2 separate regions of the Homo sapiens genome follow, and region 1 is linked to region 2. A link is a loop called in an ENCODE intact Hi-C map of the cell type or tissue named here. Cell type or tissue: chondrocyte. All regions are shown on one strand. Links, peaks and the distances in the headings refer to the core of each region. The heading gives the core; the rest is flanking DNA. Region 1 overlaps LOC124901612 (a long non-coding RNA gene). Region 2 holds the start of FLJ20712 (a long non-coding RNA gene).

Region 1 (15,262 bases), core at 6,293-11,292, 63 kb before region 2:
TTTCTTTTTTTGATATTTTAAGAGACAGGGACTTGCTATGTTGCCCAGGTTGGACTTGTATTCCTGGGCTCAAGCCATTATCCTGCCCCAGGGCTCCCAAGTAGCTGGGACTACAGGCCTGTGCCACCTCACCCACCCTCGCTGTTTATTTCAATGAACTGCAGGTTGATGATGATCAATCTTCTTTCCTAATCTCCTGGTTGAAATTAGGGATATTCAGATTTTTTTGAAGTGGAGACTATCAGGGTGTTAGAAGACCTAGTTCTGAACCTGCTCTCTGCTAACTTACCATACGACTTTAGGCAAGTTGCTGCCCCACTAAGAACTTCAGTCTTATCTGTGAAATCAAGGGACTGGACTAAGTGGTCTCCGAGATCCCCTCCAGCTGAAACCATCTCCTGTACTGTCCACTATTATAGCAAATAACCACACATGGCTGATTAAATCTAAATTAATGAAATAAAAGTCAGAATGTAGTTCCTCAATCTCACTAATCATATGTCAAGGGCTTTAATAGCCATGTGTGGCCAGTGGCTGCCAGGTTGAACAGTGTAGTTCTCCTGCTCTCATTTTATTGATGATCATGGTTTCATAACAAAACCTGCCAGTTGAAGACCACTTTCACGTGTATGGTGCATTTTAATACACGCTTACATTTAACTACCCAAAATAGGCAAGAGAGATATTCTAATATCTGCCTTATCAGATGAGGACACTAACTCAAAGAGTAAATTACTTGCTATAGGGTCATACCACTAATGACTAAATGTAGTTTCCAAGCCCAGGACTCTCTAACACATGGTACAAAGTCATGACGAGAAGACATGTGCCCCCTGGCCAAAACTATTCAACCCATGGTAGCACCAGAACTGAGATCCAGGGATTAAGGGCTGATCTGGAGACCCTGTGCCTTGGTGTAGACCTTAGCTCAGCACATCCTAGCTGTGTGACCATGGGCAAGTTATTTAATATCTCTGGGCTCCTTTCTAGTCCTCTGTTAAATGGGAATGACCACAGGATCCACTGCTTATGAGAACTGCACAAGTAGATGCAAATAAAATGCTTTGCATGGGAGGTCAGGCACCTAACAATGGCTCACTTAGCATCGCCACTGCCTTCATTTTACTCCAGGCCCTTGCACGTCCTCACTGCCCCAAATAGACCGATGGCCCCTGCAGCCTTACTCCCAACTTGTCTAAAGAAAGTTGCTACTCTTAGGCATGGACAACAGCTTGCTTTTTGAAACCTACTGAGTAGTTTGGCCTCATAGCCTCCTGGGGCTGTGAGCACTCTGTATTAATTACAAGTTGTACAGGAAGAGCGCTTTCTGAGGGATCGGATTAACCCACCTGGGCAGTGTGCCATGAGCAAATGGCTTTTCCCCCTATAATTTTTTGAAACTCTTCAGTGGCAGGAACCCACCATATACCTGCCCCCAAGGAAGACCTGACCCACAGTAGGTGCCACCAGTGCATATGGCAAGAGGGGTGAGGAGGTGTAGGGGCCACCCCAAGAGCCTCCAGCACAGCACTCTGCCCTGGAGCAGGGTACAACAGACTGCAAAGCTGGCTCTGCCCAGACTAAATTTTATCTTCTGCAAAAGGCAAAGCAGACACACATATCCCCTGGTGATGGTTTTTCCTTCCCTGTCCCACCACAGTGTACTGTTTGAAAGAACAATATTTACACTGATGTTGCAGCAGGAGTGGGGGCCAGGCTACAAAGCGGAAACTGGGCTCCACCAGAGCAGGAGGGAGGGTCTGGGCCCAGCACCGACTCCAGAGGTGTTTTCCTCTGCCCTCCTATCCTCTCAGGGGCCTGCCCTGGGGACTGAGGAAGCCAGGAAGGATCATCTGGCCCCATGTCACTTCTCCAGGGGCCAGGAATGGAACTACCATCAGAACCTAGGTCACTCTTAATGCAGGAAAATGAATAGCTACTGGATGCAGCTATTGGGCATCCATGGAATGCAAGATGCAGCGTGAACCATTAACAGTGGCTTCTATCTGCTGGTTTCCACATAACACAACCAAGGCCACAGGCATGCCAATGTAGAGGAGGCACTCAGTCACTCACATGCTTATTTATTTGTTCATTCATTCAACAATGACTTACTGAGCACTTGGTCTCAGGGATGATTTTGCGCTAAGTAAAACATGGTTCCTTTAGCAAGAAATTCAATAACCAGTGGGGAACACAGAAGGACAAAAATCAAATTATAGTATGTTAAGTGCTAAAACTGAGACACAAAGAGTTAAGGGGTGCACAGAGATCCAGGGTCCTCTTCCAGGAGGAGATGTATGGGATCTGGGTCTCAGTAGGCAAATGAGAATTTGTGTTGGGCTGGGGGGTGGGGGGTATCAGGGGAGCAATCTTGTGCAGCCTTATAGACCACTGTAGAGACTTTTACTCCGAGAGACGTGGAGAGCCCTTGGAGGGTGTGGGGCAGAGGTGTGATATGATCCGAATGTGCATTTTCATGGGATCACTCTAGCTGTTCTGTTGATAACAGATTGGGATTGGGAGGGGGAGAATGGAAGCAAGGAGACCAGTTAGGGGATTATTGCAAAATTCAAGTGAAAGTTGATGGGGGCTTATTGACTCAAGCCCCTAAAAAAAATTGTCACTGCCTTTATTTTAGCAGAGCCTGCTATATAGTAGATGTACAATCAGTGTTAAATTATACCAGCCATTCGTGATATTTTTTAACCACCTGGCCAGAGCAAACCTTCTCCCTTCTTCGGCAGCTGTCAGAGTCTCTATCTTCCCATTTATTGTGCTCATTTTCCTCTAAGTCTTCAAATAACCACCAGGCCTGTCGAGTTTCCCTTCATAGTACCCTCTCTGGATCTAAGCGCTTTGCAGAGTGTCTGCCCCATCTCTGGGGTGGTTGGAAATCAATTAAGGGGATCCTGCTTTGGAGAATCATACCAGTTCAAGCCAGGTTCGATCATGAGGGTACCCTAAAAATTCCCACAGACCCAGTCATTGCTCTTACGGTTCAGTACCAGAGATATGGAAAGACAGATATCAAAATGCCACGTGAGTACAATAGACACCATTCTTCCCGGAGTTCCTAGGAGATACCTTGGCTGTCTTACAGAAGACCCTCTTTTGTTTCATCTCTCTCCCTTCTAGGGTGAGCAGTGTCCTTAAAGGAAGCATTTAGAGGAAAATGTCTCCACAAGCCTGATCCCTTTCTCTGAAAGCATAATAATGCTCAAGAATGACAACAATGTAAATCGCCAGGATCATTAGCGGAACCTCGATGAATTAAAATGGCTCACATCAGGGTAAGATTAGGTCAGCTGCATTGAAGGGAGCCAGAGTGCTGGGGTTTGCTGACTTCCAAGCATTTCAAAACCAAATATTGTCAGAGCCCCACCGTCTCAGTCTCAGCAGCATGGATAGTCAACCCCTGATAAGATCATCCTTGTCTGGAAAGGACCAAATTACCGTGCTGTTCAGTCTCTAAGACCCCTTCATTACCCATCCCGCAAAGACAAATTACCCTGGAAATGCTGAAAGGAGTGAGCCTCTAAAAAGGCTCCATCTGCTCCATGGAGAAAGGGCTACTTCTGCTCACAACACAGGTGGAGGTGAAGGGCTATGCAGAAAGTCCAAGAGTTCGCCTCAAGAGAAAAATGGCATTGAAATCATCAAGCAAGCCCAGGAAAGTCTGAATGCCCCAAGAGGTGAAAATCCTAAAAGCAAAATAGAGCCATTATGTCTCAAGCCGAGGGAAAGCTTGAGAGATTCTGGTGCCTGAAACAAATAACAGGAAAACTATGTCAGATGTGTGGTCATGGCATAAATCATGAACAAAAACACAATTATAAGACTCCACAGAAGCAGGAGGAGCGATTGCTCGAGCACAAATCTTGATAACTATTGAATACAATTTTCACCATGGAGAGGCAGGCAGTTTGTAACCGAGTTTATTTTAGAATGTCAGGAGTGACTTGTCCTGAGGAGCTATGGTGGTTTTAAATTTTTTGTTGTTGTTTATTTGAAACAAAGTAAAATTTACACAGGAGAAACTGGGAGTCGATTCCTTCTGAGAGTAGAGTGCACTCCAGTCTCAATGACCATGAGAACGAAGCAGGGAACAGGCCTGGATTAATTGCAGCAGGAAGTCCCCCAGTTGCGTCTGAACAGCACGTTGCATTTCCTGTTCCGCTCTCACCATTTATGACTAAGTCATTTGGTTTGTCTGATGTGAGCCTCACGATTTTGGCCCTTATTTGTGCAATCTCTCCTAATGGGGTAAAGGAACACCTGGTACATAAAGGCTCAGTTCTTAATGCTCTGGAATCCAACTGCCTGGGTTCAAATCCTACCTCCACCACTTATGAACTGGATTAGCTCAGAAAAGTTACTTAATAACTCTGTGTCCTCTGTCCTTCTCAGTAACAAAGGAATAACAATAAAGTAGTCAAGAAAATTAAATTAGCTCATCCATATAAACTGCTTAGCTATCATTAAATATTTGCAGAATTGGATTAATAACAGACTAGAGATGAGTAGAAGGCAAGGAAGGCACAAGGGTCTGTGTCACACATAAAACATAAGCCTTCAGTCCTAGTCCATGGGTAATCGAGAGAGGACCTAAGCAATGCATTTTCAGCTGGGGAAACATATTTTCATATTTTAAAAATTAAAAGAAAATAGTGAATGAGGGAGGGATGAAGAGAGCCAGTTATCACAGTTGCCAAAATAGAAGCGCATGACCCAAGTGGGTCTCAGGAGAATACAAAAATATCTAGAAAAGGCTTGATGGCAGCCTCTGAGTGTGGCTGTTCCCTACTATATGCCAAGGAATCCTCCTGGTCCATTACAGAGAGTTTAAAATTGAGGATACGGGGACCATGGAGATGTTCTCAGGAAACAAGAGTCCCAGAAGAGAAAGGGATGGCCCATGATTCCCGTTTATTATGTTACTATGCTGCGAGATTCTCAAATATTGTTCATATTATAGCAGCCCAATAACATAGGTTTCACCATTTTACGGATGAGGAGAGTGAGTCTCCAAGAGGAGCCAAAAGTCATGCTACCAGCTGAGTGGAAAAGCTGAGATTGCAACCCAAGCTTGTCTCACTTCCAACCAAAGCATCCAAGCATCTGTGGCCACTAGCAGCACACATTTGGTGGGGAATATCAGTTAATCTACTATGCTCCTCAACAAGCCCGTCTTTCATTAATGACAGATGGGAGTGACAGTGAAGGGACCTTTATTCTTTCCCTGACTGAATCTTCCCTCTCCACAATAATGCACGGTTATCCTCGAGCACATTTCTTGGAGGCAATTTGAGGTTTCAGTGTCCCCTAATGTCACACTGCCAAGCAGGAAAGGAAAGCCAGTGTTAACAATGCATCTCATTTTTCACCTAATGAGCACCAACACGCTTAGGGATGTGAAGGGTGAAGTCTGACCTGTCAGCTGCTGGCGAACACAGACCCATCAGTGTAAATCCCCTCCTGGGTGGGGGAGTGGGGTATTTCCCAGTTGAAGGGTGTTGTTCTTGGCTGAATAATTGACAAAACATTGACATGGTTCCTCCTCTTTTACGTCTATGGTTCTGGAAGAGTCTGGCACTGCCGTGCACAAGGCTGACCTCCCTCCCAGTCCAGGAGTTTCTTGGGATTCTTTGCACCCACAAAGCCTGCTCTGAGGGAGTGAAGCGACAGGGCCACCCCTTCTTTTGCCGGGAATAGAAGCTGCCTTCTATCAACTGTCCACCGCTGTGGATTCTCCCTCCTCTCCAGTTACAAAATGGAAACAGATGAATTCAATCAAACATAAGCCCCCGAATTATGGCTTCCTTTATACCTTGTGGTAAAGGAGTTTAGACATAATTGGCACATGATTTTCTCCAGCGGTTTCGAGTTGTTCCCAAACGTAAAAAGGAACCTTTCAGTTTGGGAACGAGATGGTTTTGTTTCAAACCAATCCATCATGCCTTCCGAAGGCAAAGAGGGTGGGTCTGCTGAATGGAACCAGGAAAGTGGTGGGTGGGTCACAGCCTTCATGGCTCTAATTGGGCAGATGTAGGCAGGCCGCAGGTCAGTGAGAAAAGAGGCACAGAACTCCCTTTTGGCGGTTGTGGGGGCTCTGGGGAGTGAGACTGTCAGAGTTGGGGTGGAGAGCCACTGATTATTCTGTTTCACCAGCAACACACACTTGGAAAGGGATATCAATTAACCCGCTATTAATCCCCCCATGTAATTGAGCACTGCAGTCTGTTATTGGACCATAAAATATAGAGGTAAGTCCTTCCCTTTTGCAAATCAAGGTCAACAGACACCCAAAACTCCACCTTTTACAGACCCTGCAGATAAAAAACAATCTCCACCAACAAACACTGCTGGCCCCAAAAAGCAGCATAGTCACCATTCAGCTATGTTTACACAAATCTGCAATGACAGTCAACATAGAAAACAAGGGTACACTTGGCTGTAAAAAGCTGGGTTTGGAGCCCAAGAGGTTTTCCTAAATTACTATTAACAAAGTCAACAGGTTAGTATGTTTTTCAAGGCTTCATCCAAATGGGGCACCTAGATAATGATCCTATTACATTAAGGTAAACAAAAGGGCGGTTGTGCACCCTAGGATTAGGAGGCATCTTAAAAGCTCTTTCATATTTATTTTCCACAATTTAGCAAGCCCGAAAGGGAAATGTTCAACTTCATTAGAGAGGAGTGCTTACATGTTGTAGAAACAACAGGTCACTCCAGGTTCTCCTGGCATTAAAGATTCATTTAGAAATCTTACCGAGGACATCGTAGGCCCCATATGGCTCAGCCTTTAGCAAGCTCTCCTAGGAGATAATGGATACAAATTTGAGATGATAGAACCATCAGCCAAGGAGAGAGAATTTCTGCCACAACCTGTTATTTACTTCTGGTTGGGGGCAAAGGGGCCTTTGTTTTCAAGAAAGTCTGGATTGATTGTGAACCAATAGTCTGCCAAGCTTAGGAAACCCAAATGTGACTCTTCTGGGTGCTGCCCTGAGTTTGGCTCCTATCCCATCTCCCTCTCAGACAAGCAGGAACTGGGAGCTCTGGTCCACAGAGGAGAGTCACGTGGCGGTAAACAGATCAGCTGCATCAATCCTGGTCAACACGGAGAGAGAAATTCTGAATGCAGATGACCCTCACACGTGTGCTTCAGAGCAGAGGCTAGCTCCAGTTCGGCAGATGAGGACATTAAAACTTGCAAAGCTAGTTTAAGGTAGCAATGCCAGGACATGGTTCAAGTGGAAATTGGGACCAGGTCTTACATCATACTCAGTGGCTTTTCTGCATCCCAAGTTGAGTTGTTGACTATTTAGCATGCAGGTCCAACTTCAGACCTCGTCCCAGGCTGCCCAGGCAACTTTCTCCAGGCCTCAGCAGGAAGCAAATGATCAAGACTCTAAGAATATGAGCAAAGGCACTTCATATTTGGAATCATCTCAGACCTTTTAATACAAAAGATCAACATGGACAGGCGTGCCCCTCATTTCCAGTCTAGCTCTAGCTGAAGTAATTGTTCTCTCTCTTCTCCATTCCTCAAATCCACTCAATCCCCCATCATGATTTGTTCTTAGAGATATGAAACAAATTTGTTTCTTCCCTCCATCACCACTGGCACCACCTTAGTGCGGGTGACAGCTTCTCTTACCTTGCCTGCTTCAGAACTGGCGTCCTTGTATCTGGGGTTGTGCCTAGAGATGGGCTGTGTCTTTTTCAGAGTGAACTTGTCAAAACCCAGATCTGGCCCCAACATGTGTTTCTTTCAAACCCCACCAAGTCATCCATTATACTACAGGATAAATCTCATTTCTTCAATAGCATACAAGGTTTTACAAGGCTGGCCTGACCTCCATCCATCTCAGCAGCCTGAGCTCTCACCACTCTCTGCCCCTTACTTCATGTTCCAGCCACTGCTGGAACTGCTTCTGCTTCCTTAGATAGATCATGCTGCCTCACTTTCCAGACCTTGTCTCATGCCGTCCCCTTCACAAAAAGTGCCTGCTTTTTCTCCTACATGTGACTTAATCCTACCCCATTTCTAAGGCCCAGACACTCCCTCCTCCTCTCTTCTCCTGCTCCTCCTTCCCCTCTCCAATACAGTCCCTCATTCCTCTGTGGTGCCACTGCATCCTGGCATGCATCTCTCTGCCACCACTGACATCATATTGTAGCATCATTATCCATGTGGGCACCTACCTTCCACACCAACTTGGGACAGAAGACTGAGAGTAGGCATGCTGTCCATGCACAAATGGCCAGACGAGTACTCACACTCACAATGAAAACACAAGCAAAATAGTGGATTTGCATGCCCACCCGCTTTGGATACAAATTCAGGTTTGCTTACTCTCTCTCTTTCCACAGCAAAATGGCCACACAACCATACCGAAGTGGCAGAAAGAAAAAGAAGAAAGCTTCCTTCCGGGTTCAATTCAGACACATCTACTGAGGATGTTTCAGGCAGATGTGGAAGAACATCAGGCTGGCATTTGAGGGGCAAATAGCTTTGTGAGGAGCCTACTATTATTATCTCCTTTTGGGAATAAAGGGATTTGCAGGTCAAACAGATTTAGGAAATACTGCATAGTGTTATATTGAAAGCTCTGAGAGGTCCTGCAGTAAGTTAAAAGTATATATGGATATATTTTACAGATAGGGTCTTGTTATAACACCAGGCTGGTCTCGAACTCCTGTCTTCAAGTGATCCTTCCACCTCAGCCTCCTGAGTAGGTCTTTAATCTAACATTTTTGGCATGCATTTGATCACAGTCCCTCCTTCCCCTTCCCTTTTCTACACATCATCCAGAGGACTTCATTCTAAGCACACGTGGGTAAATGCTGGCTTAATGGAAATGTGTGTAAGCCACAGAATCAAGCAGACCCTGCTTTCAATATCTGCTTCGCCATCTCTAACAATGAAGGCAATTCATTTAAATTATCTGAACTGAAGTTCCCTCACCTCTGCAAAACACGGACAGTAATATCAGCCTGATAGGCTGTCGTGAAAATTAAAAGAGATACCTTAAGTAAACCACCTGGCACTTATTAAGTACTTAATCATTGCTAGTTTTGCTTGCTTTCCCCAGTGTCATCCTAGATGTCTACGCTAGAGCCATGTCTACATGGCCTTAACACCTCTGGCAAAGAAGCAAATGCCAGCGGCACGACAACTCACTTTCTAGGGCACCAAACAAACATTACACTTTACTGAAATGTTTGACTAAATTGACCTGAAACAATATCTACTACAGGCACACCATCAAACCCTCCTTTTCAAACTGGCTGATCACTATTTCCAAATAAGGACTCCTTTTGTGCCATGGATATCATGGATGTCATGTACCACGACACAAACATGAAAGTATCCTGTCCTGGCGCCCATGAGACGCGCAGTGGGGAATTAGCCCCCAGCTTAGAGGATTGGGGCCACCAGGGTATCATTCAGAACACACAGCAGACACAACTTTCATTTTATTTCTCTTCCTTTGAATAAAAATGTGTCTGATGCTTCACCTACAATGAAAATATTCTACAAGTTGTAAAAAACAAAAGTATTAACACACTTCATAGACATGCATAACCATGAGATAATTGTGCTTCTCAGTTCGTTGATATCACCCAACCCCCAAACCAGGGGTTATAATGTGTGCCTTGTTGTGTGGTAGTTCCCCAAAATATTATTCATGGGAGGTTTATAATAACAAAGCATTACCATAATAAATAGTGGTCACAAGAGTCTTCTATCGAGAAGAAACCTGCGAACCTTGCTCATATTCCCTAACCTTGATTCAAGATTAAATTTCACTCTTTCAATCACGGATTCTAAATCCTAAGAACTCTAAACCTTGAAATTGATACCCTTTTTTGAAAGAAAAATTAGATCGGAACTGTCAGAAGGAGTGATCAAAATGACATGAAACAAATCAGATGACGTGTGTGTAAGAGGTTTTCTTTAGTTCAGCTGTCAGGAAAACACTGAAGTGTCTTATCTCTCCCAAAGCCCCAAAGCCAGTGTCCCAGGCCAAGCAAGCCAAAATTGTTTTAAGAAAAAATAAAGGCACAAAAGACTTCTTAGGAAATTCAAATTTAAAGTGTTACTTAAGCTCACAGCTTGGACCTGTCAGAAATGGGAAATCCAGGATGGTGGTAGGCAAATGAAAGAAGAAATTATTTATACTAAAGCTCAAATCCTGTTAAAAAGAACTCTAAAGAGACCAGAGTTGTTTAATTATTCTACCCTATTACTCTATCAAATATTCCTTGAAGTAACTGGGTCAGGATTTAGACCTTAGAAATTTAATTACTATACATAATTTTGTTGGAAGAGCATTTGTTAGAATGCTTTGATGGAAAAGACAGCCTACTTTTTAAAAATCCCTTTATAATGAAATACAGTATTGGCAACTTCTCTTGAGGGGTCACTCAGATCACTTAAAATGGGTAGTGCAGGCCAGGCACGGTGGCTCACGCCTGTAATCCCAGCACTCTGGGAGGCCGAGGCAGGCGGATCACCAGGTCAGGAGATCGAGACCATCCTGATTAACACAGTGAAACCCCATCTCTACTAAAAACACAAAAAATTAGCCAGGCACGGTGGCGGGCGCCTATAGTCCCAGCTACTCAGGGGGCTGAGACAGGAGAATGGCATGAACCCGGAGACAGAGTTTTCAGTGAGCCAAGATTGCGCCACTGCACTCCAGCCTGGGTGATAGAGCAAGACTCCATCTCAAAAAAAAAAAAAAAAAAAAAAAAGGGCAGTGCAGCAGAGGTAAATCTGTAGTTAACCAATGTGGGAGTTATTGATTATTAGACCTGCTGTGTTCTGAAAGTGAATTGGAAACCCATTTGCCTTAAACCTTACAAAAAATATTCAGCAAGGGTTTGTATATGCATGCCTGTCATTGTAAGGACAATGTCATAATCACAGTAGAGAGAAGTACTGGTTCCCATCATTCACTGCTCCCTTGCTCTAGCCTCACTGTGGCTGGGTGCACCTCCCTGCCTGCATTGGTAGGGTTCAATCAAAGAAGCAGAATCATGGTGAGGGGCATACTGGATTTCTTACAGAGATCAGACCTTATGTAATCTTGGGAGTGGGGTAAGCAGCCCATTTCAGGATGTTGTCCTTGCGTCTGGTGCTAGACCCGAGCACTGGCAGACAGGAAGGAAAGCTGGATGTGAAGCGAGGAAGAGCAGTGGTAAACCAGAGGCCACAGGATGAGCTAGATGCCACATGGTTGTCTCACTGCCTCCAAGCCTCCAACATTCACACAGAATGACAGAAAAGCTCGTTCATTTCTCCATGGAGTGGCCCTTGAACACCACCCACAATTTGAGGAAGCTGAAGGAGACCAGGTGGGAGCTAAAGGAGGTTGTGAGCTGACTGCTGCCCCTGTGCCAACAAGGCGAGCCAGCAGGTCCTCGCCGGTGATCGCAACTGCATAGATATGACCATAGCTTGACTTCTGCTTTCCAGATCTTTTGCAAATTTCTCTTTCAGCCAACCCTACTTCACACCCATAAAGAGAGGGACATTCTTGGAAACACAGTTTCAGCTTAGCTAAAGCCACCACACTTCCCCATGGCTTTGAGTTCAGCCATGTGACTTGCAGAGGTGATCGTGTACCAAATCTATGTTCAGAACTTAAGAGACTCTAAGTGCCACCTGACCACTTGTACCATCTTGCATAGAACTGAAGTGAGAAGCACAGCAAGCCCATTGCAACCCCAGCGGCCACAGCCTAAAGCAGAAGACGCCAGCCAAGCCCAGACTAGATGAGCTGAACTGAGGCCAAGCTGCAGATGTATGCTCAACAATAAATGACTGTTGAAGGCACTGAGTTTTGGGAAGTACCTGATACAGACTTACCTTGACTTTGATGATTAAGGACCCTCTAATTACTGATCCCTCTCATGATCCCCAATTCCTGCAAGGTACCAGGCCCCTATTGCCCATAAGCACACAGCCATGAAGACTGAAACCCTGAAGCAAGAATTTAGTCTATCCTCCTAATTTCGGGAATCCCCTTTTTAAAAGCAGTTGGGGTGTACATGTATAAATTCAACATTAATCCCAACTACAGCCACAATAATACAAAACCTTGAGAAAAATAGTTAAAGAAATAAAGTCCTGCATGAAGACAAACATAAAATCTGACTTAGGAACATGAATAAATGGAAAGGCACGCAATGTTCTTAAGTGGGAAGACACAGTGTTGACAAGAGGCCAGTTCTCCAAATTAAATTATGAATGTAACATAACTCCACTTAAAATCCCAGTGGGATTTTGGGGTGGAGAAAGCTCGGTAACATCATGAGGAAAGTGAAATGTGTGAGAATAGTCAAGAAATACCTTTCAGAGGTAAGGTCTTTGAATCTTTGAATCTGCTTCTGATGGCGAGGGTCCTTCTGGCCCCAGGACCCCATGAATCCTTGCCTCAAAGACCTTCACTTCTTTGCCAAGGAAGCCTGCATAAAGAGACTCAATAAAAGCTGATGAGATAAACACATAGTCACACACACACACACACACATACACAAATAAAAATCTTTTTTAAAAAACATTTGTTTGAATTTCTTTTTTTAGGCACACATTTCCATTCTTTAAGTTACTTCAAAAGTCTGGGAGCTGTGGCTTGTCCCTGGGCAAGAGGGAACAGAAAGAGGCAACCAGTGGCTCCCAAATGCACCCCTGGATATGCAGAAGCTGTGTCAGCTGCTTGGTTGTGATTTTGACCTAACACAGAGCTGCCCAGACCAGGGGTGAACAAGTGATGTCAGAAGTTTCAAGCCTTGTGTTGAATAGCACTGATGTTATTTAGGTTTAGTCTTTAAGAAAAAGGCTCCGCTGGCACTCAAAAGCCCCTGTTTTCAACCACAAAAGCCCTGAGTGTCAAGGAAATCATGTGCTAGCCACTAACACTCAACTGTGGATTTTCCTGACGGCTAGACTATTTTTATGCATGTAGTATTGGCTACAGTCTTTGGAGCCAAAGGTTTTACTGCCATGCAATTTCATAAGAAAGCTCAAGCATCGATTTGACATTAGTTAACAGATCATCCCCAGCTCCCTCTATGGGGTGAGGCCAAGGGGGACCCAGAGGTCAACCTTGGGGGTATTCTACTCCCAAGAGGCTGCAGCTGAGGGTGGGGGCTGCAGATGGAGTTAGATAGGCGGATAATCCACAGAGCTGGAGGTGGTTAAGGCAGTTTAGCTGGGAGAAGGGAGAAGGCTCAACAGTAAAGCACCCTGGGTTGAAATCCCTCCTCTACAGATCCTATCACTCTAAGCAAACTGCTGGGTCTCTCAGGGACCCTACTTCCTGCCTGTAGAAGGGGGGTGATGGTGGCTGTTGACAGATCCTGGTGAGAATTATCCTAAAAAGTTATGTAAAGCCCTTACCACTGTGCCTGGCACACACAGTAGTGCTCCACAGATACTTGTATGTATGTAATGAATGTTAAAAGCAGTATTAGAAGTGCTGGACTAAAGACACATTCAGTTCAGTAGGCACCAGGGGTGGGATGGGGCTATTAATTTAGCCTGTTTTGGCTTAGGCTTCTCACAGTAAGTAATGTTTCAGCTGGAACTTCAACAATGAATGGGGGCTGGGCACAGTGGCTCATGCCTATAGTCCCAGCACTTTGGGGGTCCAAGGCAGGAGGATCACTTGAGCCCAGGGCATTGAGGCTGCAATGAGCTGTGATTGCACCACTGCACTCCAGCCTGGGTAACAGAGCAAGACCCTGCCTTAAAAAAAAAAAAAAAAAAAAAAAAAAAGGATTTCAGCAGCTAATGATGAGGGAGGCTCTCCAGGATAGAGAAAGAGCATGTGCAAAAGAGAGGAGGTTGAAAGAGGTGTGAAGGGAGGTGAGGGGAGAGCAGTGAGGCACCAGGGCAGCTGGGTCCAGGTTGGGGGCACCCTGTGTGCCACAGGGAGGATCAGTGAGCAACCAGAGAGGGTTGTGAACTAGGGGTGATCCTCAGTCAGATAACATCACCTTCTTATGCCACCTTTCCCTTCTCAACCTGAAACCTTCACAATTACAGAAAAGTAAGCACAGGGTGACCAAGAAGCAGGTGGCCCAGAATTCCCTTGGCCACTGCTTTGTGTGACGTGATCTTCCCACCGTAGCCTGGCCAGGCCATGCCCGGTTGCCAGGCTGTTCCATCAAGGACTCTCACCATCCATTTTCCCAGAGCCCCTTCAGCTATCATAAGAAAATATTTTTCCACTGGGAGTCTACTAAATGTCATGTCTAATTTAATCCTAAATACATTTCCATACAAAAAGGAGTCAAATGAGTAAACCTCTTCTATGTTTCCTGATTTCTTGTTTCTCTAGGCCTTCACCCATATCTCCATTCTGTCTCTCTCTCTCTCTCTCTTTTTTTTCTCCTGGGGAAGTAGAAGTGGATGGGGAGGAGAGAAGGAGGATCCTGTCACTTACTAATTCGTTTTCCATCCTCAGCCCTGGATTTCATTCTCTCTGAGTGGGACAGAACAGATGGAATTGTGCCAAAGGGAGACTAACTTATTTATCCCGAAAGCGTAAATTACCCCCAATTATCAGAATCCCAGTTACATCCAAGTAAGCCCCTCTGCCTCTCCTCAAACATTTTGGATTTCTCAGCTGTTCATTTAAGTTTTAATGGGGTAGTGAGAGGTTAGAAAGTCGGGGAGAAATTGAGCTTTGCTGTAGATTTAAGCCCCCTCCCCCTTCCCCCTACACTGAGCTCTTCCCTGCTCTTCCTCGTGGGGGACCTGAAATGATTCTGATTAGCAGCAGATGGTGGGAAGACCCCTGGTGGGGACAGGAGACCTGGGCTTAGTGTCAGCTTGCTGCTGAGTTCCCATGTGGCACCCAAGTCTCACATGTCCCAAGACTCAGCTTCCGCATCTGCAGGACAAGGGATTCCAAGGATTCTCACCAATACCTCTTCGCACCCTGACTGCTATAATTTCAAGATTCCAACCAAATTTACCTTTTGTTTCTGAATCATCTCGTTTGATTTAAAATTATTTATGGAAACCTTCTGTGATGTGTGCATTAGTGCAATGCCACTCAGAGTGTGGCCACAGCCCCAGGCCTGTCTGTGCATTGTTCCCGGTCTGTGTTAAGGTAACTAGGAAAGTTGAAAGTAAGCATTTAGAAACTCTATGGCAATTTGACATGGCCAAAACCTCCAAGCAAGTGACTAGGGACCTCGTTTGTTTGAGCTTGCATGGTGAGTTGTTTGTCGCATC
Region 2 (15,262 bases), core at 4,192-9,191:
TAAATCAGCCGGTGGAACTGTGGTAAGAAAGCAAACAGTTTTATTGGTCTACGGATCTTGAGAAATGTTGATTAAGTCAGATCTGGAATCCCCCCATAGTCGTTTTACAAGCTGCTTTATCCCAGAGACCCCCCAGGCCTCTCCGTGTTACCACAATCTCCCAGGAAAAACAAGGAGTGAGTTACACTGTGTTTAGGGTAGGAAACAAAAATATATATTTTTATGGTCCTGGGAAAAGGTGAGTCCGACCATTCATTCGAGGCGGCTTCTGTATTCCCCAGGACTACATTAGAGGAAAACTTCCTGGAAGGCTTTCCACAACTGATAACCTCTCAGTCTCCAGAGAGCAAAGAATAGAAAATACCTTGAGTTGTGGAAGCCATTATGTGAAAACAAATTTAGAATAAATGGGACTGATCAGAGATTAGTGTTGGAACTAACAAACTATGGGTTTACTTGGCAAGTTAAGAGTAGAAACATGAATGCAACGGGCAATGTTGAAACTGTAGACACTAGAACAAACTGCTTTAAATTGTATTTATGTCCTGAGAGAACCCATTTGCTATCAAATAACTAATTACACTCCTGTCTGTTCATTGAAGGAAGCCCCAAAAGACTCCCTTCCAGAAAGCGGTCTGGTTTCAGCCAATGGTTACATTTATTTTTAAGTGTAGCCCTCAATCTCAAAATGGGCGACAGCGAGACTCCGTCTGAAAAAAAAAAAAAAAAGTAATATTCCAGACTTGTCTTCCCTCAGTTGATACAAATTACCAGGCAGGAACTATTTAATTCAGAAGTTTATTTGCAAGGCCCCAGGAGAAGACAGGTAGCAACTCCAGAGAAGGGAAGGAAGGGAAGGGTAGGAAAATATTGATTAGCCATCTATGTGCCAGGCAGCATGTTTGGGGCCTTACAACCTTCAAGAAGCTATTATCACCTCATTTTAGACAGGAGACCGAAACTCAGAGATGTTCATTAATTTGCCGTGGCCACACAGCATTGATTGGAAAAGGCAAGGACGAACTGACAACTAAGTTCATGCCCTTTCCAGGGTATCATGTCACCTTTCAAAATTGAGGACCCTAGAATCTTCCAGTTGATCACTCTCTCCATGTGCCCCAGCCTCTTTCTGCCTGCAAACGCAGATCTAACTGGATCCCAGAGACGATCACTACCTCCCTTATTCTTCACCATCTCTATGGAAGGAACCCCTACCTCCTCCCTGGGGCAAGGTGCATGGGAAACTGAGTCTGCACCACCCATGGGGCAAGGCTGCCATGCTTGGACAGAGAGGCCAGGCATTCCAGACAACTCCCCCTGCCCCACCCCCACAAGGAGAGCCTGAGGGGTAGGGTGAGGAGGTGCTGGGGAGTTTCCAGTTTCAGGAGCTGTTTGCCCTAAGATGGAGAAAGACAGGTCACAGCGGTGCTCCAGTGCAGATTTGAACAATTTGTTGCAGCCACAGGAAACTTCCGAAATGTCTTTCCCAGCAGCTCTGCCTCCGCCAGGAGCAGGAGCATGTTTGTGTGGCTGCAGGGCACCGGGAGCAGCGCTCTGTGCTCTCCCGGCTCCCTGTGGCAACAGGAGCAAGAACTTCGGGGGGTCAGGCATAGAAACCACAGCAATGAGATCTGACTTCAAAAACACAGAGCCGCGATGTCCACTTCCAGAACACACAACATCTGGATGGATCACCAACAAGATTCCTGCGACCTGAGGTGGAGGCAGGGCAGGAGGCGTGCCTCGGGCCTTGTGGCTTGTGGGGAAAACCTGTCTCCCTCGCAGCCCCCCACCCCCCTCCTTCACTCACGCCTGCATTGTTGTGGGGCTCCCAAGTGAGTGTTCTCTAAGCACTCTAGTGGCCTCATTCCCAAACACTCCTCCCATCACTTTATCCCCAGCTCTAAAAATTGTTCTTGCTTCCTCTTAGCCTAGAGCAGTGCTTGAAGGAGGATAGAAATTTCCTGGGGGTCTTGTTAAAATGCAGGTTGTGATTCAGCAGGCCTGGGGTGAGCCCGGGCTTCTGCGTGTCTAACAAGCTTTCAAGTCCAAGGATGCTGTTGGTCCCAGGACCACACTTTGAATGGCAAAGGCCAGTACGTATGTCCCAGATTCCTAAGTCTGGTGTTCAAAACTCTGGGCCCCTCCCCCTAGACTACCTTTCTTACCTCCTTGATCTCTTCCCCACCCCTGCGATGCTCCGGGCAGAGTCACCTGCCAGCCCACAGGCACACCCACACCCCAGCTTGCCCACCGCGGGGGTTCTGTGCCCACCATTTCCCTCAGCAGGAAAGCTAGCACCCAGCTCTGCCGTTCAAATCTTACCTCCTTCAAGTCCTAGCCTTCCCATAAAGACCATTGTCTTCCTTACAGGAAGAGCTGCATTCCAGAGCCATGGCATACAAAGGGAACAATCTCTGCTTTCTCAGGAAGTGTCAAACCCAGACACTGTTTGGGAGAGACAGATCTGGGCCGCCTCCCTAGAGTGGTGGAGCAACCCCTGAAAGCTGCCTTGGCTGGGACCATGGCTCTCCGATGGGAAGGCCTGCTGCATGATGGCCCTTTCGGAAGGGCATTCACTAGAGTCTGGTATGCTTAACAATTTGGAAACCAGGGTCCGTCATGCAGTGAATACATGTGTCTGAGAAAATCTGGCTGATACAGATAGAATTTCATTTTCATGCTTCACCTTGGTAAGGCCAAATACCAGCTAATGAAAAGTGGATTATGAATTCTTTTTCTTTTTGAGATACAGTGTCACTATGTCGCCCAGGCTGGAGGTGCAGTGGTTCGATCTCATCTCACTGCAACCTCCACCTCCCGGGTTCAAGCGATTCTCATGCCTCAGCCTCCTGACCTAGCTGGGATTATTGGTGTGCATCACCACGCCAGGCTAATTTTTGTATTTTCAGTAGAGACGGGGTTTCGCCATGTTAGCCAGACTGGTCTTGAACACCTGGCCTCAAGTGATCTGCCCACCTCGGTCTCCCAAAGTGTGGGGATTACAGGTGTGAGCCATCGCACCTGGCCTGTACTTTCTATAAAAATATTTTATACCATCTGATATTTAACTGGAAAATGACTGCAGAACTCTTAGCCATCCTTTGTTTTAAATATTCAAAAGCACTTACCTGACACAGGCCCCTAAGAAAGGCTATCTGGGGCACTCTTTTAGTTTTTCTGTTTTATTCCTGATGGTGAAATTCCAGCCAAGATTTTCTGGTTGTGGAACCTCTTCTGATTCTGCCGTTTCACTGACTGGAAATGATTGCTAATTGGAATGAAAATTTTCATCTTATCTGCCCCTCTGTTATTTTGCAGAGGAGGGTGTGGTGTTATCAGTTTGCAGTGGGGTTTAGGGGTGGTGTCAGCCTTGCAGAAGGTTTGGTGGGTTTTCATTTCCCTGGCTTTGCTATCTGCTGTTTTGAGGGAAATGGGTAACCGGATCTTAGAATCCCTGGATGTGAAGAGATAACATTGACTATAGGCAATTCTATTTACTGATAAAAATAATATAGTTTTCAAACAGTCCCACAATGAGTCACTTCTAAATAGTCAGAAATACATTTCCTGCTATTATTCTTTGAGACTGAATTGATAATTTTATAAAATTACTCCCCTCACTAAGGTAGTCCTATTGAATGCATGCCGAATTTGCAACATGGTCTTAAATCTGCAGTACCCTGGTCTTTTGGGACCCACCAGATATGAATCAAAGTCCCGAGCATATTCTCTCATAAGAAATGTACTCTACTTGCTTCTTGCTGTTCACGTTACCAAGAAAAAGAAATGTATTCTACATCTAGCTCCCCTTCCTGAAAATAACAAAGAATAGCATCAGAGCAAGAGTCAGACAAAATCTACTGGCAAGAGTCCAGAATGTCAGGGCACTAGCTCTTCAGCCATCCCCCTCTTTGGCAAAAGGCAAACATCACAAATCACTGATAAGCCAAAGCCTCATCTAAGCACCGAGTGTGGCTGTGGGCTCTTGAAGCAAAAGTCAAGAGACCTGGATGCTATGTCCTGCTGCTTTGCCCCTCAACAGCTTGGTTACTTTGGGCAAGTCTTTTAATCAATGTGAGCCTCAGCTTCCTTATCTGGAAAATGGGGTTAACGACTGCCCCACTTACCTTGCAGGATGGCTGTGACAGTCAAGCCAGATTGTTCCTGGGCAAGCACCTTCTAAATTTACACAAAGAGGTGAGTGCCATGTGATTGGCAGGGAGTATCCGCTGCCGGTTCTGGGGCTCAACAAAGCAGTTCTGTCTTCTGCTGTGCTCCCAGCCTTCCCTCCCAACCTGGGTTACCTTTTAAAGATAGAAGAATTGGCTGGGAGCAGTGGCTCACGCCTGTAATCCCAGCACTTTGGGAGGCTGAGGCAGGCAGATCACGAGGTCCACAGATCGAGACCATCCTGGCCAACCTGGTGAAACCCCGTCTCTACTAAAAATACAAAAATTAGCTGGGCGTGGTGGCACACACCTGTAGTCCCAGCTATTCGGGAGGCTGAGGCAGGAGAATCTCTTGAACCCAGGAGACAGAGGTTGCAGTGAGCCAAGATCGCTCCACTGCACTCCAGGCTGGTGACAGAACAAGATTCTGTCTCCAAAAAAAGACAGAAGAATTATGGGGGATAGGGGTCGAAGTGGAAGAAGGAAAGCAACAGATATTTTAGAGGGATCAGAGCCCTGTCCATTTCACATGTGATTCTTTGAATCTGTCTCCTGCATGTCCTCACTGAGTCCCCAAACAAATTCCCCAATCCCATCTTGTCACCCAGCTCAGTAACAGAATTAGTTAATCCCAGTTAACCTAGATAACTTATCTTTTCCCCATTCCTAAAGAACAGAGGCCATCATTGTGTCTCCACAGGCTCTCTCAAGGGAGATTACCCTTCATCTTCTCCAAAAGGTGGAGAAGGAGACAGTCCTGATAGAAAAGGGAACCTTCAAAGGATTCTAGTGTCTCCCCGGGACTGGAAGGGAAGGGAGCTGTGATCCCAGGTGTGGAGGCTCTCCTTCTCTGGCAACCCTCGGGAGGTGACAGGGCCTCAGGGAGAAATCGTAGCAATGGCAAAGCTCTGCCAAGGAATGGTGGAGCCACCAGCCTCCCAGGAGCATGAGGACTTAGCAGATGAGCACATCAGTAGTCACCCCTGTGGACCGAAGACCAGAGGACTCTATCCAAACGATCTGGGCGAGTGGCCACAGGAACTGAGAGGAAGGGGCATTTCAGGAAAGTCTGCAACTGAATTTCCTACCATCCTGGCAGGATGGCTACAGTGGCATATCAAATTTAGCTTAAAGTAATAAAAGAAACATGAAATTTCTTATGCCCTATAGTTAATGTAGAATTCACATGCCTGCTATCTTTCTGATACATTCTGGCAGATAACCCTGCTTTCTTTGGATACTCCAGAATTTGGGAGAAACAGTTCGAAAGATCAGCACAAGCTCTTTCTGAAATTACCTTCTGCTCCCTCCCGCAATGAGAACTTATGCAGGGAAATAGCAGCCCAGCAGATATTTCCTCCATAGCCTGAAAACTGAGCCACAGATGCCCTACCCTCAGCTCACCCACAAGCACTTCTCGGCAAACCTGGAGGAGAAAATAATGTCTTATCTTTCTTATGTTCAAAAAGGAACATACAATAAACACATCAAGAAATAAATACAAAACTTTATGACTAGAAAACATTGTCCACAGTTACCAGGCAAGAACTAAGGTTGAACTGCTCTCCCAACCAATGCTCACAATTTTGGAAATAGAAACGTTATTATGCTTATTTTACCCTCAGAAAATTGAGGCTCAGAGGTGTTAACTAACTTGCTAAAGATATCGAGCTATTAAGTGGCAGAGCTAGGATTAGAATCCAAATCAGCATTCTATTCTACTGCATGTCATAATCCCAGTTATCAGGTATTCTCTAGCAGCATGCTTCTGTTTTTTAGTTAGTAACATGGTGTGTGTGTGTGTGTGTGTGTGTGTGTGTGTGTGTGTGTGTGTGAGAGAGACTGAATGTAGAATAGAAAACACAGATTTTAAAATGTAACCATTGCCATATTTGTTGAACTCTGGAAGGAGAAACTGTGAGTTCCAGTAGGCGTCTGTTGAGTTTCAGCTGAAATGTGCCCACCGGCTGATTTAATGTGATAATCAGGGGTGGGGGCCCTGGTGACAGGCTATGATGTATTGGCTGTTGTTCAGCACTTTGATGTCCCTTGGAATTTGTCAAAACTTCACTTCAGCACTCCAAAAATGCCATGACGTCATCCGTCCCACTCTCTGCAGGAGCAAATGGCAGGGGAGTGGCTGTCCCTGGAGTTCAGGTCAACAGCAGGTCGGAGAGTGGCAGACCTTCCCTGAGGACAGGTGGCGGCAGCCGCTCCCCAGGCTTACCACTTCACAGCCAGGGGATTCTTGTCTCTGGGGGATAAAAATCTTTGCTGTCTCTGAGTGAAGGGGGACTGCAGATCCCTCCTGTCCCAGCTCAGTCATGGGCTTGTGGAAAAAGGAATCCTCTTCCACACCCTTAGTCATGGGGATTGAGCTGCAGGCGAGGAAGGTGGGCAGGGCTGGCGGAATGAGGGGGACGTGCCGGCTGAGCGCGCAGCCTCCAGGACACTCCCTGCCAGCAGCCTGGGTCAGGAGCCAGCCTCCGCCATCCCCTGAGGCAGCTGTGGTCACACTGGGGCAGCAGCAGGCAGAAGGGCATGCTGATGCACAGTGTCAGGAGCCAGATGAGTCACCCCCAGGGCTTGGGCAGCTGGAGAGCGGGGCCTGGTTGCTGAGGCTGGTCTGGACAACATAAAGATCTGGGAACACTGCTGGCTCCCAGCACCGGGGATCTATAGCGGCTTCTGACAGCCGCTGGTCTCTGAAGAGTCACCCTGTCACAGAGGCGAGGAATGGCAATGTTTGGGGCAACGGGGTTAAGTGGGAGAGTGGTTTGCCTAGAAAACCCCATCATGCTTTTAGGTTGCCTCACGTTGGCCTCTTGATAGGACTGGACCTGTCAAGTAGGATCTCAGTGGGTCCCTGGTACTGTGCCATTGGAATCATTGTCCCGATCTTCCCAGCACAACATGACACCACCTCTATTGAGAAGCCAACCCCCTATCCAAGCAAAGCCATATGCCTTAGCTCATTCAGGCTGCTGTAACAACATACCATAAGCTGGGTGGCTTATAAACAACAGAAACTTATTTCTCATAGTTCTGGAAGCTGGGAAGTTCAAGGCCAAAGCACTGGCCAGTTCCATGTCTGATAAGGGCCTCTTTTCTGATTCATAGAAGGCACCTGTCTGCTTTGTCCTCCCACCGTAGAAGGGGTAAGATCGTTCCCTTTATAAAGCCCAATCATGAAGGCTTCTTCCTCATGACCTAATCACCTCCCAAAGACTGCACCTCCTAATACTATCAGTTTTGGGGTTAGGGTTTCAACATATGCATTTTGTAGGGACATACACATTCAGTCTATTGCATGGCATAACTCTTCATTTTATTTTTCTCTCTCCAAACCTTAGTTTCCAGATCCATAACATGAGATTTGTAATGTCCTAGCTTAGAGAGTTGTTTTAAGAACTAAGTGATCATGTACATTAAAATGTTTAAGCACAGTGCCTGGTGTATAGTAAGTGCTCAGTAAATATTCATTGGTTTCCCTCTTCCTTGCCCTCTCTTTTCCCTCCAAATCCCCAAATAAAAATAAACACCATTTTGCAGTAACTAAAACTTAGAAAAGATGATGTGACATCGTCAACTACCACAAAGCTGGAGACTAAACAAGCTTCTAGAGACATCAAGCTGCTTCCCTGTCTACTGCTGAAGGAAACCACATTCCAGTCCTGTAAGCAGGGAGCCAAAAATCATGCCAGCCCCCTGTGCAGGGGTACAGCTAGTGAGGGTGGCAGTCACTACAACTAGCTGAGACAAAGAGACTTAAACTAGGAAGCTTGGGCAGTCCAGACATGGGTCTGCAGGGGAGAAGTCCTCAGCCAGAGAAGCCATCAATTTCCCTTCTATTTCAGCTGGAAGGAGGAGCCTCATTGGCCCAGAAAGGGCCACTTCTCATTGCAAACCAACACTTTCTGACAGGGAAGTGGGCTTAAGGGTCACTTGGGATTAACTACTGGGAAATAATTTCAGAAACGGGCCACAGACATCGAGACAGTTTGGCTCCCTGTGCTGAGAGGGTGACGTCAGCCATGCAGATAAATTCTAAAGAATCTATCACCCCTCAAGCATGTTTTACTAGCTTATAAAATGTTCCTGAGATCTTTCCATACTAATGACTTCTGGGGATGTCCAGGGCATCCTGGAAAATTACAGCAAGAGGGTATCCCTCCAATTCTTCCTTGGCCAGAGCCTAATTTCTTTTAGACCTAGCCTAATTGCTTTCTATCCCATGAATTCTTATTAAATGGGAAAACTTGATACTGCATATTTACTGTTGAGTGTTGTGCAGAAGAGCATGGAAACATGGCCAAATGCTAGGTTCTGATCAGAAAATATGCTAGACTTGTATAATGACCACAGCATTGAAATGATTACAGTTTGCCTTTCTGAGTTCCCACTACATCATTTCTCAAGACCTGCTTATGGGTGTGGTATCCATTCTACAGATCAAGAAACTGAACTATAAAGATAGGCCAGATAGAATCTGCTTATGGATATTGAGCAAAACATCTGCTGAACCAATCCAAAAGGTTATGACATCTTGATCCGCCTCACCATCATTCTTCGGAAAACAAAGTGAGATTCAAGAGAGAAAACAAAAGTGGAAACAGAAGGTCCAAACAAAGCAGGAGTTCCCTTGATCTAATAAGCGCCCAGTGTCCTTTAGGGTACTCTTTGAGAGAAAAGAGATTTCCATGCGGTGGAAGGAACTAGTTAAATCCAAGCAAACATTTGCTACCAGCCAAGATTACTTAGTAGAGAATGCAATCTACTTTTACAAAGAGCATTTGAAAATGTGTAACATCTTCTCACTTGTTGCTGACAGCAAAGCTGTGAATATGGTCTTATTACTGCCATTTTCCAGACAAGGAAACAGATGCTTGGAGAAGGTACCTTGCCCAATGTCATACCACTAATAAGCAATAAAGCCAGACCACCCAGCAACCCAGTTGTTCTGAATCCAGGTCCAGTGCTCTTTGCCTTACATTTCAGAAGTTCTTACATGGACAAGGTAACCAGATCCTGCATCATTGAACAACAAAGGAAACATTGATCCAAAGGGATCTGAACGTGCCCTAGGAGAACTGACTTTTAAGAGAATATTCACTCAACAACTCCCCAAAGTATTCAAACAAGATGAAAATGGCAGGGGGGTTCTAGGGCGAGGAATCACTGAAGGGGCCTATTCTGGGCCAGGAGGGGTTCTAGAAGCCTTTCCCAATGAACCCCTTAGGGCTGGTGTCTTTTCAAGATGGAACTCTTGTGTTCACTCTAGCATGGGCTCAGGGTGTGCACTGGGACCTTGGACCCTGAAGCCTTACAGAAAAGCCCTGGGATGTTTCAGGCCTCCTGCCATACCAGGATCTGGTCCAAAGGGGTACAAACCTGGGCCTCATGTTCTCCCAGGATCATTCACAGAGACCCAGACTCCTGCTCTCTGTCACATCTGCACTTACAGAGCTGGGCCTCAGGAGGTGAAGTGGGGACAAGACAACATCCCCAGGTGTTGACTCCAGCTTAGGCTCAGGATCGGGAGCCCTGGCCACAGCCAAATGACTTGCCCCGGCCAACACAGTCATAAGCACAGATGATCACACCCCAGGCTAAAAAGGCGGAAAACCAGTAGGCAAGGAAACCGTTTTGTCATCCAAGGACAATAAAGTTTATGTATTCCCAGATGTGGGTCCTCCCACTTAATCAAAGCAGAGGCCCATTCCCGTGAAAAGAGCTTTTCTCCAGCAAAATGGGAAGGCAACTTCTTTGGGGCTAAATTTAGACTTCACCCACAGGCAAAGGGCTCCAGTTCTTCTGGGCTGTCAACAGAACAAGCAAATGGTTCAGTGTCCCAGCTGGCTACAGCCAGCTCCAGAGCCAAGTCAGCATGAGTCTGAAATGTTCCAAGCCTAGGAGTGTGGGCTGTGCAGTCCCTGGGGCCAGGCTCTGCTCCAGGCTGGATCACATCTTGGAGGGTATGCAGCTTTGGTCACTCTGCTGATGTGTCAGCCTGTTTGCTTTCCCCACCAAGGAGTAGCAGCCCAATACCCACTACTCCGCAGAGCAGGCTCAGAGTTACAGAGGATGCAAGGTGCAAGAAGGCCTTTGCCTTTAAAACTTTCTTAGAGATATCCTGGGAATCATCACTGAGAAGGCGATGCTTTGCAAAAGGACCAAATCAGTATACAGGACATTATGGCTCCAGAGAAGTCAAGATAAATGACCTACAGTCACATAGAGCTTCAGTGGAAAAGTTGAGGTTTTTTCCCTGGGGCAGGGCCCCTTCGATCTGAAGCTTGCAGTGTCCTCTCCCTACATCAGCACTTTTTCTTAGTGGCCCCAAAGCCATCATGGCAAAATATTAAGAGGCATGCCCTGTCCTGGGGAGAAGTGAGTATGGTCTCTACTTAAAAAAAAAAAAAAAGTTTGTTATTTCTCGGCTTGGCCAAGCTGGCATTTTCCCAAAGGTGCCCTAAAGTAAAGATCTGGCTTCCCATCCTTAACTCTCAGGAAGTATATGCCAGCACGTCACAACGTGGTCACGAACTCGCTACTGCCAAACCTAATCACAACGTACACCAGGTGAAACTGGGTGAGACTTGGATGGGGAATGATAATCAGAATTTACTGTATCCTTCCCAGTCAGCATTCCTATAGATATGATCCAAGATTGTTTAGGGAGTAAAACAAGATAAAAATTCACCCCAAAACATGCCTCATACTGCATAGACACAGCTCCAATGGTGTTTCCTTAGAAGCCTCTGGCTGGTAGAGCAAACCACCGTTTCCACTGAGCTGCCATGGCCCTGTGCTCTTGGCTGGGTTACACCACCTACTCCTCTGTAAACATTAATGACCTACATTGGTATCCCCCAGAGACTGGGAGTTATTCCAAGGAAGGGTCCTGGTTTTTTCTCATTTTGAATCTCTAACTCCAGGGTATAGTAGGCTTTCTATAGACATGGGATAAGTGAGTGAATGACTGATACTCAAATGTGTAAACATTCTTGTTTAAATATCATGGTGTTCTCCTTAATAAAAGGGGCTGGTGTGAAGCTAAGGTTAATAGAGTTCCATCAAAAAAAGAAGTATTGGCCGAGTGCGGTGGCTCATGCCTGTAATCCCAGCACTTTGGGAGGCCAAGGTGGGCGGATCACAAGGTCAGGAGTTCGAGACCAGCCTGACCAATATGGTGAAACCTCATCTCTACTAAAAAGACAAAAAAATTAGCCAGGTGTGGCGGCACATGCCTGTAATCCCAGCTACTCGGGAGGCTGAGGCAGGAGAATTGATTGAACCCAGGAGATGGAGGTTGCAGTGAGCCGAGATCACGCCACTGCACTCCAGCCTGGCAACAGAGTGAGTCTCCATCTCAAAAAAAAAAAGCATTCCAGGACGGCACAGCCACCCCTCTCTACCCTGTGATGAAACAAACACCATCCTCTTTAAAGTGAGTAAGCAAATGTTAATATTTGATTATTCCCCAGCTGGCTTTTGTTAAATGGAAAAAACTGGGCTACCTTGTGTATCTCTTTCTTTCTGCTTATCCTGAGGTGTGGGTGCTGCTTTACCCTGGTGGGTCCCCTGGCAGCAGGGTTAAGCAGTATATCAAAAATCCATCCTGATTCAAGAACCAGAGACAGAAAAGAAAAAAACCCAGCTGCCCTTACTTTCTGGAGTAAAGTGCCTCAGCAACTTCCCAGTCTGTCTGTCCCTACACCAATGACCTGCCTGCTGATACACACTGTGGGGAAGTCAGACTGTACCAGATAGACTCCAGAGGTCAGCTTAACAACTCTCTCCACCAGTCCTAGGGTGAAATACACACAGCGACAGTCTAGCAAGGAGGGAATATAGGAATCACCTCAAAGAGTGACAGAATTCTCAGAGAACCTAATCAAACACAAGCAATTACACTATCTTCTAATGCCAGTGTCAAGAAAAGAGAAGCATGCTTGTATCATCACTCCTGAGCCAAATTTTGCACTGCATCTCACCCAGGCAACCAGGAAGGGAGGACAAGAATGCAAATCCCATTGAAATAATAAGTAAATAAAATCACTTTCTTTCACAGCAGCCAGACATTTCTAAGAGGTTTGTGCTAAGGCAATGTACTGAACAAAAATACTGGGAAGGAATTGCTGAATGGAAGAATGATTAGGGTGGATGAGCGTGTTTCCTTTAAAAATAAAGACATATAAATGATCATAAGTTGCCATGCATATTTCAACTTGATGTTTAAAGACATTGTACTTAGCAGGTAGGAACTGTTGCCCTCTACTGGCTGGAATGTCATAAGAATGCCAAGATTTCATATTTGCAGTTGCCTGGATGCTTTTTATCCTTCCAAGGGTGCAGATGGTCATGATGATGGTGAAAATGATGATGAAGGAGAAGGAGGGAAGCAGGAGAGAGAAGGAGGAGGTGATAACCATGGCAATAAGAATCCCTTAGATTTATACAGCACTTTAGTGTCTTACAAAGTACATTCACACAAACTGACTTACTTGAGCATCACAGTTATCTTGTGAAGAAGGTGATGTTGCAAATGAGATGACTTTGGCAAAGAAATTAGATCAGTTCCTACAGATACCAAGACAGTAAGAGGCAGAGCTGAAGTTCTGACTCAGGCTTTCTAAGTCCAAGCCCTGGAATGGTTTCCCTTCACTCTATTTATTTGGCAAGCTCTATTTATATTTACTTAAATCCAGTCTTTTGGGGAGAGCTTTTACAAATCTCTTTTCTGTATTGAAGATAGAATTCACTAACACATTTATTCACAAACATTATTATACACCTGTCCCGTGTCTGGCCCTTCAATTGTAAACTAGGGAATAGCAGAGAACAAGGCAAAGTCTACCTCTTATGAAGCTCTCATGGGGCAGTCAACAAACAAGGGAACAAATCAATGAGGATCATAATGTCAGAGAGTGGTTCGAAGGCAATAGGACAAGGTGAAGATTTACAATGGCTCCAAGGTGAAAATGAACTTAGCCGATGACCAATTTTGGTAGCTAGAATTTTTTCAGACAGGTGACTTCTAACAGAAAAGGACCAGCCTTGGTCTTCCTAAATATAAGTCTGGAAATCATAGGAAGATATCAGAGGGGTGAACTGGAGATGGTCAGTTTTGCAGACACCCCTTTAAGAAACCTCTGAAGTAGGTAGGTAGGAAAGACCTCTCCTTGAAATATGTATATTGTTCTATTAACTAAGATTCAGAGAGCTCATTTCTAAAAGATCTGCATGACTGATATTCATTTAAATGTATTCAGCCAGTTATATGACTCATGCAGCTTTATATACATAAATATCTAAAACCTGAAAACAACCCAAATTTCAACTGGTGAATGGTAACACAAAGTGTGGTGCATCCATACCATGGAATACTACCCAGCAACAAAAAAGGAACGAACTGTTGATACATGCAACAACTTGGATGGAGCTCAAGGGAATTATGCTAAGTGAAGAAAAGCCCATCTCAAAAGATTACACACTGCATGATTCCACTGATATAGCATTTTCAAAATGGCATTGCTGTAGAGATGGAGTGCAGGGGAGTGGTTGCTAGTGCATAGAAAAGAGGAGGAGCATGTGACTACAAGGAGGAATACAAGGTGCTTTCCCCCATAGTGACAGCATAGCTCTGGAACTTGATGTGGTGGTAATTATACGAATCTATATATGTGATAAAACATCATGGAATTAGATACAAAAATATACAAAAATGAGCGGATGTGAACACTGGTGAAATAAGAGTAAGAGCTGTAATCCAGTTGATGATCTGGAGCCAATCAATGTCCTTGCTTCATGATGTAAGAAGTCATCATTGGGGGAAACTGGATGATAGGTACTCGGGACCTCTGCACTACTGTGACAACTTATTGTGGTCCATAGTGATTTCAAAAGAAAAAGAGAGGGAAGACGAAAAGAAGACAAAGATGAAGAAAAAGCGAGGACAGGAGGAGGAGGAGCTGCTGGAGGAGAAGCAGGAGGAGCAGGAGCAGGAGAAGCAGGAGGATGAACAGGAGGAGCAAAAGGAGGAGGAGGAGGAAGAACAGGAGGGGCAGGAGGAGTAGCAGGAGGAGGAGGATAAGCAGGAGCAAAAGGAGGAGGAGAAAGAGGAGGAGGAGCAGGAGGAGGAAGAGAAAGAGAAGGAGGAGGAGCAGGAGGAGGAAGAGGAGCAGAAGGAGGAGAAGCAGGAGAACAAGGGTCAGGAGGAGGAAGAAGAGTTGGAGGAGGAGGAGCAGAAGGAAGAGGAGCAGGAGGACGAGGAGCAGGAGGAGGAGAAAGAGAAGGAGAAGGAGCAGGAGGAGGAGGAGAAAGAGGAGGAGGAGCAGGAGGAGGAAGAGGAGCAGAAGGAGGAGGAGCAGGAGGAGGAGGAGCAGGAGGAGGAAGAGGAGCAAGAAGAGGACAAGGAGCAGAAGGAAGAGGAGCAGGAGGATGAGGAGCAGGAGGATGAGGAGCAGGAGGAGGAGAAAGAGAAGGAGGAGTAGCAGGAGGAGAAGGAGCAGGAGGAGAAGGAGCAGGAGGAGGAGGAGCAGGAGGAAAAGGAACAGCAGGAGCAGGGCCAGACAGCCAGGGCCCCTAGACCCAGCAGCCAGAGCTCTAGTACAGGTGTCGCTGGGATCTCCATGGCAGCTCACATGGCAGCCTCTCCCAGTGCTAGGGCTGCAGCAGAAAGAGCCTGGGGAGGAGATGGACTCAGGCACCCACCTTGAGGGCACTTAGGAGAGCACCTGGCGGGGGCTGGTGCCGCTGCTGGGTGTGGGGGCAGTCACCTCTGAAAATGCGTGTTTTTATATTAAATGGAGGGATTGGATTAGGTGGGTCTCAGGACTATTCCATGCCTAATATTCCGCATTTCCAGGAGTCGCCTAAGCGAATCTGGTCACCGTGATTCAGCATTCACTTGTGCTGCTTGCTCTGTTTCCTGATAGCCAAAGTGAAATCACCTATTTTTTGTGCCAAGTGTTGACACTCATCATAGACAGCTTGTGTTATTGACTATAGTTTTATTTGAATATCTTGTCCCACAACTAAATTATAAATTCCTTTTGAGGCCATAACTGCCTATTATTTGTGACCCT

Evidence for each region. Peaks named below come from ENCODE experiments on the same cell type or tissue, not always from the same donor. Only the 100,000 strongest peaks of a DNase experiment are listed, where the experiment ranks them.
Region 1: a loop joins it to region 2, with 3 times the contacts of the local background. A loop is called at or near these places in 1 of 110 quality-filtered maps.

Annotation. Positions count from the first base shown.
Region 1 is chr7:33,778,979-33,794,240 of GRCh38, reverse strand. LOC124901612 (a long non-coding RNA gene) reads left to right here. Exons shown (of 2, transcript XR_007060281.1): 2 at 1-1,074. Among named protein-coding and RNA genes, the nearest start is that of FLJ20712, 61 kb to the right of the region's middle. In chondrocyte, for the core only: no CTCF peak of the experiment used is centred there; no DNase peak of the experiment used is centred there.
Region 2 is chr7:33,713,979-33,729,240 of GRCh38, reverse strand. It overlaps FLJ20712 (a long non-coding RNA gene), which reads right to left and starts at 3,260. Exons shown (of 2, transcript NR_165282.1): 1 at 3,132-3,260; 2 at 637-1,713. In chondrocyte, for the core only: no CTCF peak of the experiment used is centred there; a DNase peak (open chromatin) is centred at 6,690.